2 separate regions of the Homo sapiens genome follow, and region 2 is linked to region 1. Evidence: read pairs that join two places in POLR2A ChIA-PET (ENCODE). Cell type or tissue: MCF 10A. All regions are shown on one strand. Links, peaks and the distances in the headings refer to the core of each region. The heading gives the core; the rest is flanking DNA.

Region 1 (5,506 bases), core at 255-5,254:
AAGGGCAAATCTAAGAGTTATTGGCTTTTTGGGGGTAGAGAGAGAGACAGATGGGGTAGCAAGTTTATTCAACAGAGAACTTTCCAAACCTAGAAAAAGATACCAATATTCAAGTACAGGACAGTTAGAGAATGCTAAGCAGATTTAACCCAAAGAAGACTACCTCAAGCCATTTATTAATCAAGTTCCCAAAGGTCAAGTATAAAGAAAAGATCCAAAAAGCAGCAAGAGAAAAGAACAAATAACATAAAATGGAGCTCCAATATGTCTGTCAGCAGACTTTTCAGGGGTTACTTTACAGGTCAGGACAGCATGGCAAGACTTACTTAATGTGCTGAGGCAAGGAACCGTTTATCCTAGAATAGTATATACTGTGAAAATATCCTTCAAACATGAAGGAGAAATAAAGACTTTCCTAGACAAACAAAAGATGAGGGATTTCATCTACATCAGACCTGTCCTATAAGAAATGCTAAAAGGAGTCCTTCAGTCTGAAAGAAAAGGACATTAATGAACAATAAGAAATCATCTGAAGTTGTAAAACTCACCAACAATAATAAGTACACAGAAAAACACAGAATATTATAACACTGTAATTGTGGGGTATAAAATACTCATATCTTGAGTAGAAAGAAAGATGAACGGATCAAAAATAATAACTACAGCTTTCCAAGACAGTACAATAAGTATAAATAGAAACAACAAAAAGTTTAAAAGCAGAGGGATGAAATTAAAATGTAGAATTTGTATTAGTTTTCTCTTTGCTTGTTTGTTTACGCAATCACTGTTAAGTTGTCATCAGTTTAAAATAATGGGTTGTAAGATATTATTTGCAAGCCTCAGGGTAACCTCAAATAAAAAAAAAACGTACAACAGACACACACAAAAAACAAAAAGCAAGAAATTAAAACATACCACCAGAGAAAATTAGCTTCACTAAAAGGAAGACAGGAAAGAAGGAAGAGAACACTACAAATCAACCAGAAAACAGAAAGAAACTCAGACATTTATGGCCAACTGATTTTTGACAAGAGCGCCAAGATCATTCAACAGGGAAATAATAGACTTTCCAACAAAATGGTGCTGGGACTAGTGGATATCCACAAGTTAAAAAAATGAAGTTGGACCACCTATCTCACACTATATACAAAAATTAACTCAAAATAGATCAAAGACCTAAATCTAAGAGCCAAAATGATAAAACTCAGAAGAAAATATATGGGCAAATCTTTATGACCTCAGTTTGGCAGTGGTTCTTAAATATGACACCAAAAGCACAAGCAACAAAAGAAGGAAGATAAAAATCGGACTTCATCAAAATTTGAAACTTTTTTGCATCAAAGGATACTGTCAAGAGAGTAAAAAACAACCTATAGAATAGAAGAAAATACTTGCAAATCAAATATCTGATAAGGCTCTGGTGTCCAGAATATATAAACAGGGTGTTCAGCATTAGGGAAGTGCAAATCAAAACCACAGTGAGATATCACTTTACACCCACTAGGATGCCCAAAGTTAAAAAAAATATAGGTAATAACAAGGGTTGACAAGGATATGGAGAAATTGAAACCTTCATGCATTGCTGGTGGGAATTTAAAATGGTACAGCTGTCTGTTATGAAAAACAGTTTGACAGTTCCTCAATAAGTTAAACATATAATTTCCATATGACCCAGCAATTTCACTCCTAGAGGACATAACCAAAAGAATTGAAAATAGACATTCAAACAAAAATGTGTATGTGTATGTTCATGGCAACTGTATTCATAATAGTCAAAAGCAACCCAAATGTTCATCAGCAGATGAGTAGTTAACCAAAATGTGGCATACAATGGAACATTATTCAACTATAAAAGAAATAAAGTACTGATATATGCTACAACATAAATAAACGTTGAAATATAATTATGTTAAGTGAAAAAAGCTAGACAGAAAAGACCACTTGTTGCATGGTTCCATTCTCTTAATGAAATATCCAGAATGGCATATCCACAGGGAAAGAAGAGATTATTGTTTGCCAGAGATGGAGGGGAGAAGAGAATAGAGAGTGACCGCTTAATGGATGGAGGGTTTTCATTTAGGATAATGAAAAATTTCTGGAACCAGAGAGTGGTAATTATTGCACAATATTGTGAACACACTTAATATCTTTAAATCATGCACCTTAAAATTTTAAATGGTAAATTTTATGTTATGTGTATTTTGCCACACAAAACAAAGAATAGAAACAACTATTCAAATGAACAAAAAGCACCTCCAAGGTAAATTTATATGCTTTATCTAATTGTAAACATTATTTCTAGACTCATCACTTCTACTCATGCAAAGATGACTAAGCAGGAATAAAACAACAAAATATGACGCATACACACAATGATTAATGACAAAAAGGGAAGGTCGTACTTACACTTGAGGTACTCTTGTGGGTTAAATTGTCCTCTCCAACCCCAATTTCTATCTAGAAGCTTCAGGATGTGATTGCATTTGGAGATAGTTCCTTTAAAGGCAGTGACTAAGTTAAAATGAGGCTGTTAGAGTAGGCCTTAATCCAATTTGACTGGTATCCTTGTAAGAAGAGGCATCCTTGTGAGGCATCCTAGCTCACGAAAGACAGTAGGAATGTGCGTTCACAGAGGAAAGACCATGTGAGGACCCAGTGAGAAGGCAGTCATCTACAAGGCAAGGTGAGGCCTCAGAAGAAACTACACCAGCCACCACCCTGATCTCAGACTTCCAGCCTCCAGAATGGTGAGAAAATAAATTTGTGTTGTTTAAGCTATCTTGTCTGTAGTCTTTTATCATGGCAGACCTAATACACTGCTAACAAGTACACAGGCCTAAAAGTGACTAAAATTGACACCAAAAAAAAATTTAGAAAACTGTTTGGCAAACTGAATAGGAAGCAGAGGCATATAAAATAAATGAAATAGGAGTAAAAGACAGGAGGAGAGAAAATCATTATGTGAAAAGATCATAGAAGGAAATAAGGAAGGAGAACAGAAAACTAAAAATGCATTACCATAACAGAATTGAAATCTTCACTATAAACAGTAAACAACAAGCAAACATAAGAAATGGAATCTGTGACATGATATATAAATGTGAGAATTCTTCCAAACTGTAGAACATAAAAATTAGAAAATGATGAAGTAGAGATTATCAATTTAAATTACAGAAAACGGAGACCTACAAGAAGTGCGAAGCTTCCTGAAGAAGTAACAAAGCCAATAAAATTGAACTAATAATCATTTAGTAAATTAACTTTCTGAGTAGAAAAATTTCAAAGTATAAAGATTAAAGGTCAACATAAACAGAACCACCCTTGGTTAATTTCTGGTAAAAATTTCAAATCACAAAAATAGAGAAAAAATTCGGAAAATATTTAAGACAAAAAATGTTCACCTTTGAAATGATCACTTACCATGTTTGACAGTTGTTTAAAAAATTACTGGTGCTATTCTGTTAAAAACTTGATAGTCACGATTAAATAATTTTTCAATTTTTTGTAAATATAGAACACTGTCTTTGCCTAGGGAATCACTAAACATTTGCTTTTTTTATTGTTTAAGCAAATAAACAGTTGCTTGCTGCAGAAAAAATGAGAGTTTTTAATACCAAAGAAATTGAGAAATGATATTTTATATCTTTAGAATCCACATTAAATGACCTGTTAATTACAAAAGACTAATAAAACACCCACTGGCAGATATAGTCAGTTACTAAGCACTCTTAGTGTCATTTTTCAACTTGGAATTGCAAATGACCCCAAAATAACTATGTATAAACATAAGAATTTGCTATATAAGCTTGTATCAATTAGCTTTTGCTGTATAACACACTACCCTAAAGCTTCACTGCTTTAAACAACAACCATTTTACTTGCTGATGTAGAGGAGAAATAATATCTTTTCCTCACCCATCACGAATTTTTATCCCTTTCTCTTGTTAACATGTCTGTTGTTACACGGGAGACCCAAAGAGAAAACCTAAAGACCCAAGGAAAACTGTATTTTTATGGGCAGTGGTGCAGAAGTGTGACTGGAGGACAAAACGGTGTGATCTAATGGTAATAAGCTAGGGGAACTTGACAAGGCCTGTTCAGATTCTTCTTGCACTTCAGGTATAGAACAGGACCCCTCTGGAATGAGGGTCTTATAACCTACTTTCCGGGAATGTAGGTCAGAGAATTCTTTTATGACTTGCTTCAAGAGAGAAAGGTTGGAGAAGGATCGAGAGTAACCTGCCTGATTGTGCAGTTTTCTCAGTTTCCTCCAGCTTAACATACTCCGTATGCCAAGGTGCCGTATTTTGGGTACCATGCTCTGATCCTCAACACTGACAATTCTGCAGGCTAAGAACTGAAGTGACCCAGGCTGGGTGTGGTGACTCACACCTGTAATCCTTGCACTTTGGGAGGCCAAGGAGGGTGGATTGCCTGAGCTCAGGAGTTCAAGACCAGCTTGGGTGACATGGCAAAACCCCGTATCTACTAAAAATACAAAAAATTAGCTGGGCATGGTGGAGTGTGCCTGTAATCCCAGCTACTCAGGAGGCTGAAGCACGAGAACTACTCGAACTCAGGAGGTGAAGGTTGCGGTGAGCCGAGATCATGCCACTGCACTCCAGCCTGGGTAACAGGGGGAGACTCCATCTCAAAAAACAAACAAACAAAAAAAGAATTGAAGTGACCTCAAATGGAAGTCTTACCAAGTACCATATATGTGTCTGCAATCATTGGGCAGCTCAACTGGGCTGAATGGTCTGAAGTGGTTTGGTGTTGGTGTTTGAAGCCACAGGTCTCCAGCAAGCCAGCCCAGACTTCTTTATATGGTGGTAGCATTCCAAGAGGGCAAGCCCTATTGTGCTTTTTTAAGTCTGTGCTTAAATCTTATATGCTGATGTCCCATTGTCCAAAACAAGTAACACTGCCAAACACAGAGCCAATGTGGGAATGAACTACAGATAAGGGCAAGGATATAAAGAGATTTGTGCATTGCAAAAACAATCTACTACAAACTGCATCCATATAAACATGCTTAAAGGGTACAAATTTTAGGAATTCATTGTCAGGAAACAATTACACATAAACAAAATGTTCATTCAAAGATATTCTTCAAAGTATTATTCATAATGATGACAAATTAGAAACAATCTAAATGCCCAATTATAGGACGTTAGCCAAGCAAGCTCATATGATTAACTATGATACAACCATTTTTCAAAAACCACTGGATAAAGGTATATGTATTGATATAAGAAAGTGTTTGGGATAAGCTTATGAAAATTTTTGAATTTTTATTTATCTTATTTTTTTAACTTTTATTTATTTATTATTATTTTATTTTGAGATGGAGTCTCACTGTCTCATCCAAGTTGGAGTGCAGTGGCACAATCTCAGCTCACTGCAACCTTTGTCTTCTAGGTTCAAGTGATTCTCCTGCCTCAGCCTCCCAAGTAGCTGGGATTACAGATGCATGCCACTGTGCCCAGCTAATTTTTGTATTTTT
Region 2 (5,232 bases), core at 1-5,000, 550 kb after region 1:
GTAGTTCCTCATAATAGATTTCCAACAGTTGAATTTTACTGGTTCAAAGTATAAACACTTATGAATTTCTCATATTCTTAAATTTCAAAGGAGTTGTATATGATCACTAGTAGTAGTATAAATTCCTGTTTCCATTTGTACATGTGTTGAGAGTTATTCTTTTAAAAGATCTTTGCTGTTGATAGGCAAAAAAAAAAAAACGCATTTTATTAGTACTTTTTTAAAAATAATTGTTTCCTGATTACGAAATTGAAGAAAAATTGGAAAACAAATACATTAAAAATTACCCTTAAACCCATGGCCCACACATGATGATTGCTAACATTATGGTGTAAATCCTGTCTTTTTAATGTGCTTACTGATACGTGTGAAATTGGGATTTTATAGTCTGTATTGTTTACTAACTTGCTTTTTTCACCTGGTATGACTATTTTGTCATTCATGAACAATCTGGTAATTTTTCTTCTTCAGTTTTACTCTTTCTTTTCTTTTTTTTTTTTTTTTTTTTTGAGACAGAGTCTCTGTCACCCAGGCTGGAGTGCAGTGGCACAATCTCGGCTCACTGCAATCTCCACCTCCTGGGTTTAAGAGATTCTCCTGTCCCAGCCTCCCAAGTAGCTGGGATTACAGGTGCACATCACTACGCTCAGCTAATTTTTTTGTATTTTTTAGTGGAGACGGAATTTCACCATGTTGGGCTGGCTAGTCTTGAACTCCTGACCTCAAGTGATGCCTTGGCCTCCCAAAGTGCTGGGACTACAGGCGTGAGACACCATGCCTGGCAGTTTTATTTTATTTTATTTTATTTTGAGATGGAGTCTCACTCTGTTGCCCAAGCTGGAGTGCAGTGGCATGATCTCAGCTCACTACAACCTCCGCCTCCCGGGTTCAAGCGATTCTCCTGCCTCAGCCTCCTGAGTAACTGGGATTACAGGTGCCCACCACCTCATGCAGCTCATTTCTGTATTTTTAGTAGAGATGGAGTTTGCCATGTTGGCCAGGCTGTTCTCGAACTCTTGACCTCAGGTGGTCCACCCGCCTCAGAGTGCTGGGATTATAGGCGTGAGCCACTGCGCCTGGCCTATTCATTTTTATAGTAAGTTTTTTCAGTGTCTTAAAAGTTACCCTTTTCTTAATTTTTAATTTTTGTGGGTACATAGTAGGTATATTTATGGGTTACGTGAGATATTTTGATACAGGCATGCAATGCATAATGATCACGTTAGACTGAATGAAGTATCCGTCTTCTCAAGCATTTATCCTTTTTGTTACAAACAATCCAGTTATACTCTTTATTTTTAAATATACAATTAAATTTTTTTTGAGTATCGTTAGTCACCCCATTGTGCTAGCAAACACTAGGTTTTATTGATTCTTAACTATTTTTTTGCACCCATTAACCATCCTCACTTCCAGTCCCCATTACCCTCTCAAGTGTCTAGTAACAGTCTCTCTACTCTCTTATCTCCAAGAGTTCAATTGTTTAAATTTTTAGCTCCCACAAATAAGTGAGAACATGTGAAGTTTGTCCTTCTGTGCCTGGCTTATTTTACTTACTATAATGACCTTCCAGTTCCATCCATGTTGTTACAAATAACAGGATCTTATTCTTTTTAATGGTTAAATAGTACTCCGTTGTGTATATGTATCACAGTTTTTTGTTTTGTTTTGTTTTTTGCTTTTGAGACTGAGTTTCGCTCTTGTTGCCCAGGCTGGAGTGCAGTGGCGCGATCTTGGCTCACTGCAAGCTCTGCCTCCCGGGTTCAAGCGATTCTCCTGCCTCAGCCTTCCCGAGTAGCTGGGATTACAGGCGTGTGCCACTACGCCCGGCTAATTTTGTATTTTTAGTAGAGATGGGGTTTCTCCATGTTGGTCAGGCTGGTCTTGAACTCCTGACCTCAGATGATCCACCCGCCTCGGCCTCCCAAAGTGCTGGGATTACAGGCCTGAGCCACTGCGCCCGGCCTTTTTGTTTGTTTTTTTGAGACGGAGTCTCACTCTTGCCCAGGCTGGAGTGCAGTGGCGCGATCTTGGCTCACTGCAACCTCTGTCTGCCCTCTGGGTTCCAGAAATTTTCCTGCCTCAGCCTCCCAGGTAGCTGGGATTACAGGCACACGCCATCATGCCCTGTGAATTTTTGTATTTTTAGTAGAGATGGGGTTTCATCATGTTGGCCAGGCTGGTCTGGAACTCCTGACCTCAAGTGATCCCCCTGCCTCAGCCTCCCAAAGTGCTGGGATTACAGGCGTGAGCCTTCGCACCCGGCCGAAAATTGTGTTTTGAGTGGCCTAAACCCCTAGATCCCAGGGAAACTTTGGCCTTAGGGAAAAGCAGATGGTGCCAGAAGTAATGCCAGCAGAAAGCTCACCTCACCTCCTTTAGACTGCTCAGTGAGGCAGGAAAGCGGAGAACTTTCTTGTAACACTCAGCAGCCTGAAGGGCCTCACTCCCCATGAAACCTAAAGAAAATTGAAGACTTGAAGGCTCCAGGAGTCACCTAATGCAGCAGTCCCCCAACAGTGTCTGCCTTTGGAGCCACGCAACCAGCACTAATATCTCTCCTGGTCCATTTTTTTTTCTGAGACGGAGTCTTACTCTGTTGCCTGGGCTGGAGTGTTGTGGCGCAATCTCAGCTCACTGCAACCTCTGCTTCCCGGGTTTAAGCGATTCTCCTGCCTCAGCCTCCTGAGAGTAGCTGGGACTACAGGCATGCGCCATTACGCTCAGCTCACTTTTGTGTTTTTAGTAGAGACAGGATTTCACCATGTTGGCCAGGGTGGTCTTGAACTCCTGACCTCAGGTAATCTGCCCACCTTCGCCTCCCAAAGTGCTGAGATTACAGGCGGGAGCCACCACACCCAGCCCACATATTCTTTATCTGGTAATCTGTTGATAGATACTTAAGTTACTTCCAAATCTTGGATATTGTAAATAGTGCTGCAATAAACATAGGAGTGAAGATATCTCCTTGATATATGATTTCCTTTCTTTTGAGTGTATACCTAGGAGTGGGATATGTTATAATAATTTTTAATAGATAATATATTCATGTGGTATAAAATTGAAAATATGAGGTTATAAAGTGAAAAATCTTAGCCCTCTTTTCCAGTTACCCATTTTCTCTCTCCCTAGATGCCTTTTTGTTAAGCAAATACATACTTGTAAAATTTAATTTAATTTTGTTTTTGGAGATGGTCTGAGGCTGGAGTGCAGTGATGCTACCATAGCTCACTGCAGCCTCAAAATCCTCGGCTGAAAGAGTCCTCCCACCTGATCCTCCTGAGTAGCTAGGACTGCAGGTGCACGTCACCATGCCTGGCCCCACTTTCGTTTTTCTCTCGTTTTTCTTTTTTCCTTTTCTTTTCTTTTTTTTTTTTTTGAGACAGAGTCTCACTCTGTCACCCAGGCTGGAGTGCACTGGTGCAATTTTGGCTCACCACAACCTCCGCATCCTGAGTTCAAGCAATTCTGTGCCTCAACCTCCCGAGTAGCTGGGACTACAGGCGTGCGCCACCACATCCAGCTAATTATTTATATTTTTAGTAAAGACATGGTTTCGCCATGTTGGCCAGGCTGCTCTCAAACTCCTGATCTCAGGTGATCCACTTGCCTTGACCTCCCAAAGTGCTGGGATTACAAGCATGAGCCACCACGCCCAGCTCTCTCTTCTTTTAAAAATATACAAAGACAGTATATCCTACACACTTCTGTACCTTGCTTGTTTGTTTGTTTGTTTGTTTGTTTGTTTGTTTGTTTGAAATAGAAACAAAGTTCTCCCTATGTTTCCCAGCCTGGTGTTTCAATCCTTCTGCCTCAGCCTTCCTAAGTGCTGGGATTATAAGCATGAGCCACCATGCCTGGGCAACCTTTTTTTTTTTTTTGATACAGGGTCCCACTCTGTCGCCCAATCTGGAGTGCCATGGCACAATCTCAGCTCACTGCAACCTCCGCATCCTGGGCCCAAATGATCCTCCTGCCTCAGCCTCCCAGGTAGCTGGGACTACAGGCATGCATCACTATGCCCAGCTAATTTTTATATTTTCTGTAGAGACGGTTTTGCCATGTTGCCCAGGCTGGTCTCAAACTCCTGGACTCAAGCAATCCACCTGTCTCAGCCTTCTAAAGTGTAAGCCACTGCATCTAGCCTTTTATTTTCTTTTTCTTTTTTTTGGAGAGGTAGTCTTGCTCTGTCGCCCAGGCTGGAGTGCAGTGGCGCGATCTTGGCCCACTGCAAGCTCTGCCTCCCGGGTTCACACCTTTCTCCTGCCTCAGCCTCCTGAGTAGCTGGGACTACAGGCGCCTGCCACCACACCCGGCTAATTTTTTTGTATTTTTAGGGGAGACGGGGTTTCACCGTGTTAGCCAGGATGGTCTCGATCTCCTGACCTTGTGATCCACCCAAAGCGGCCTCCCAAAATGTTGGGATTACAGGCATGAGCCACCGCGCCTGGCTTATTTTCTTTTTCATTTAACAAAATAAGTTAACATTTACAGATTTTAGGAAATAGTTCTCCCTATCTTGGAGACAGCAGTAAATGAACAGATTTCTCATTCTTTCTAATAGCTTTGTACTTTCTACAGGTATACAGTGGTATACCTGATTTATATTTATTAAATTATTTTGTATTATATATCAAATTATATATACATTTATCAAAGTATTATAAATATTTATATTTATATAAATACAGGTAAATATTTATATGTATATAAATACAGGTAAATATATTTATATAAATACAGGTAAATATATTTATGTAAATATAGGTAAATATTTATATTTATATAAATACAGGTTTATATTTCTATAACCTGTTCCTCCTTTATGGACATTTAGGTTTACAGCCTTTTACTACTACAAATTATGGTACATTGAATAACCTTGCACATATCTTATTTTGCGAATGTGTAAGGATGTACATAAAGTAAATTCCTAGAAGTGGAATTACTGAGTCAGAGAGTCTTAAATGCATTTGTAATATGGATATTTGTTGTCAAATTGGCAATCAAGTAATTCTATCAGTTTATCCCTTTACCAGCAGCAACAATAAATGAGGTCATTTTTTATTTTTGTCAATCCAATTGGTGAAAAAATGTTACGTTTGTAATTTTAATATGTAAGATTATGATTTCTCATAGATAGTATTTCATTTCATGGGGGTATTTTTTAAGTAATTCTTACTACTGTACAATTATCTTTTTTCATGTGGCATTTAACACATTTTTTCATGT

Evidence for each region. Peaks named below come from ENCODE experiments on the same cell type or tissue, not always from the same donor. Only the 100,000 strongest peaks of a DNase experiment are listed, where the experiment ranks them.
Region 2: POLR2A ChIA-PET joins it to region 1 with 5 read pairs; 2 of 35 experiments call an interaction of 5 or more read pairs at or near these places.

Annotation. Positions count from the first base shown.
Region 1 is chr2:169,048,557-169,054,062 of GRCh38, forward strand. No RefSeq gene overlaps it. Among named protein-coding and RNA genes, the nearest start is that of DHRS9, 18 kb to the right of the region's middle. In MCF 10A, for the core only: no CTCF peak of the experiment used is centred there; a DNase peak (open chromatin) is centred at 2,365.
Region 2 is chr2:169,594,138-169,599,369 of GRCh38, forward strand. All of the region lies in intron 1 of PPIG (peptidylprolyl isomerase G), which reads left to right. Among named protein-coding and RNA genes, the nearest start is that of PPIG, 12 kb to the left of the region's middle. In MCF 10A, for the core only: no CTCF peak of the experiment used is centred there; no DNase peak of the experiment used is centred there.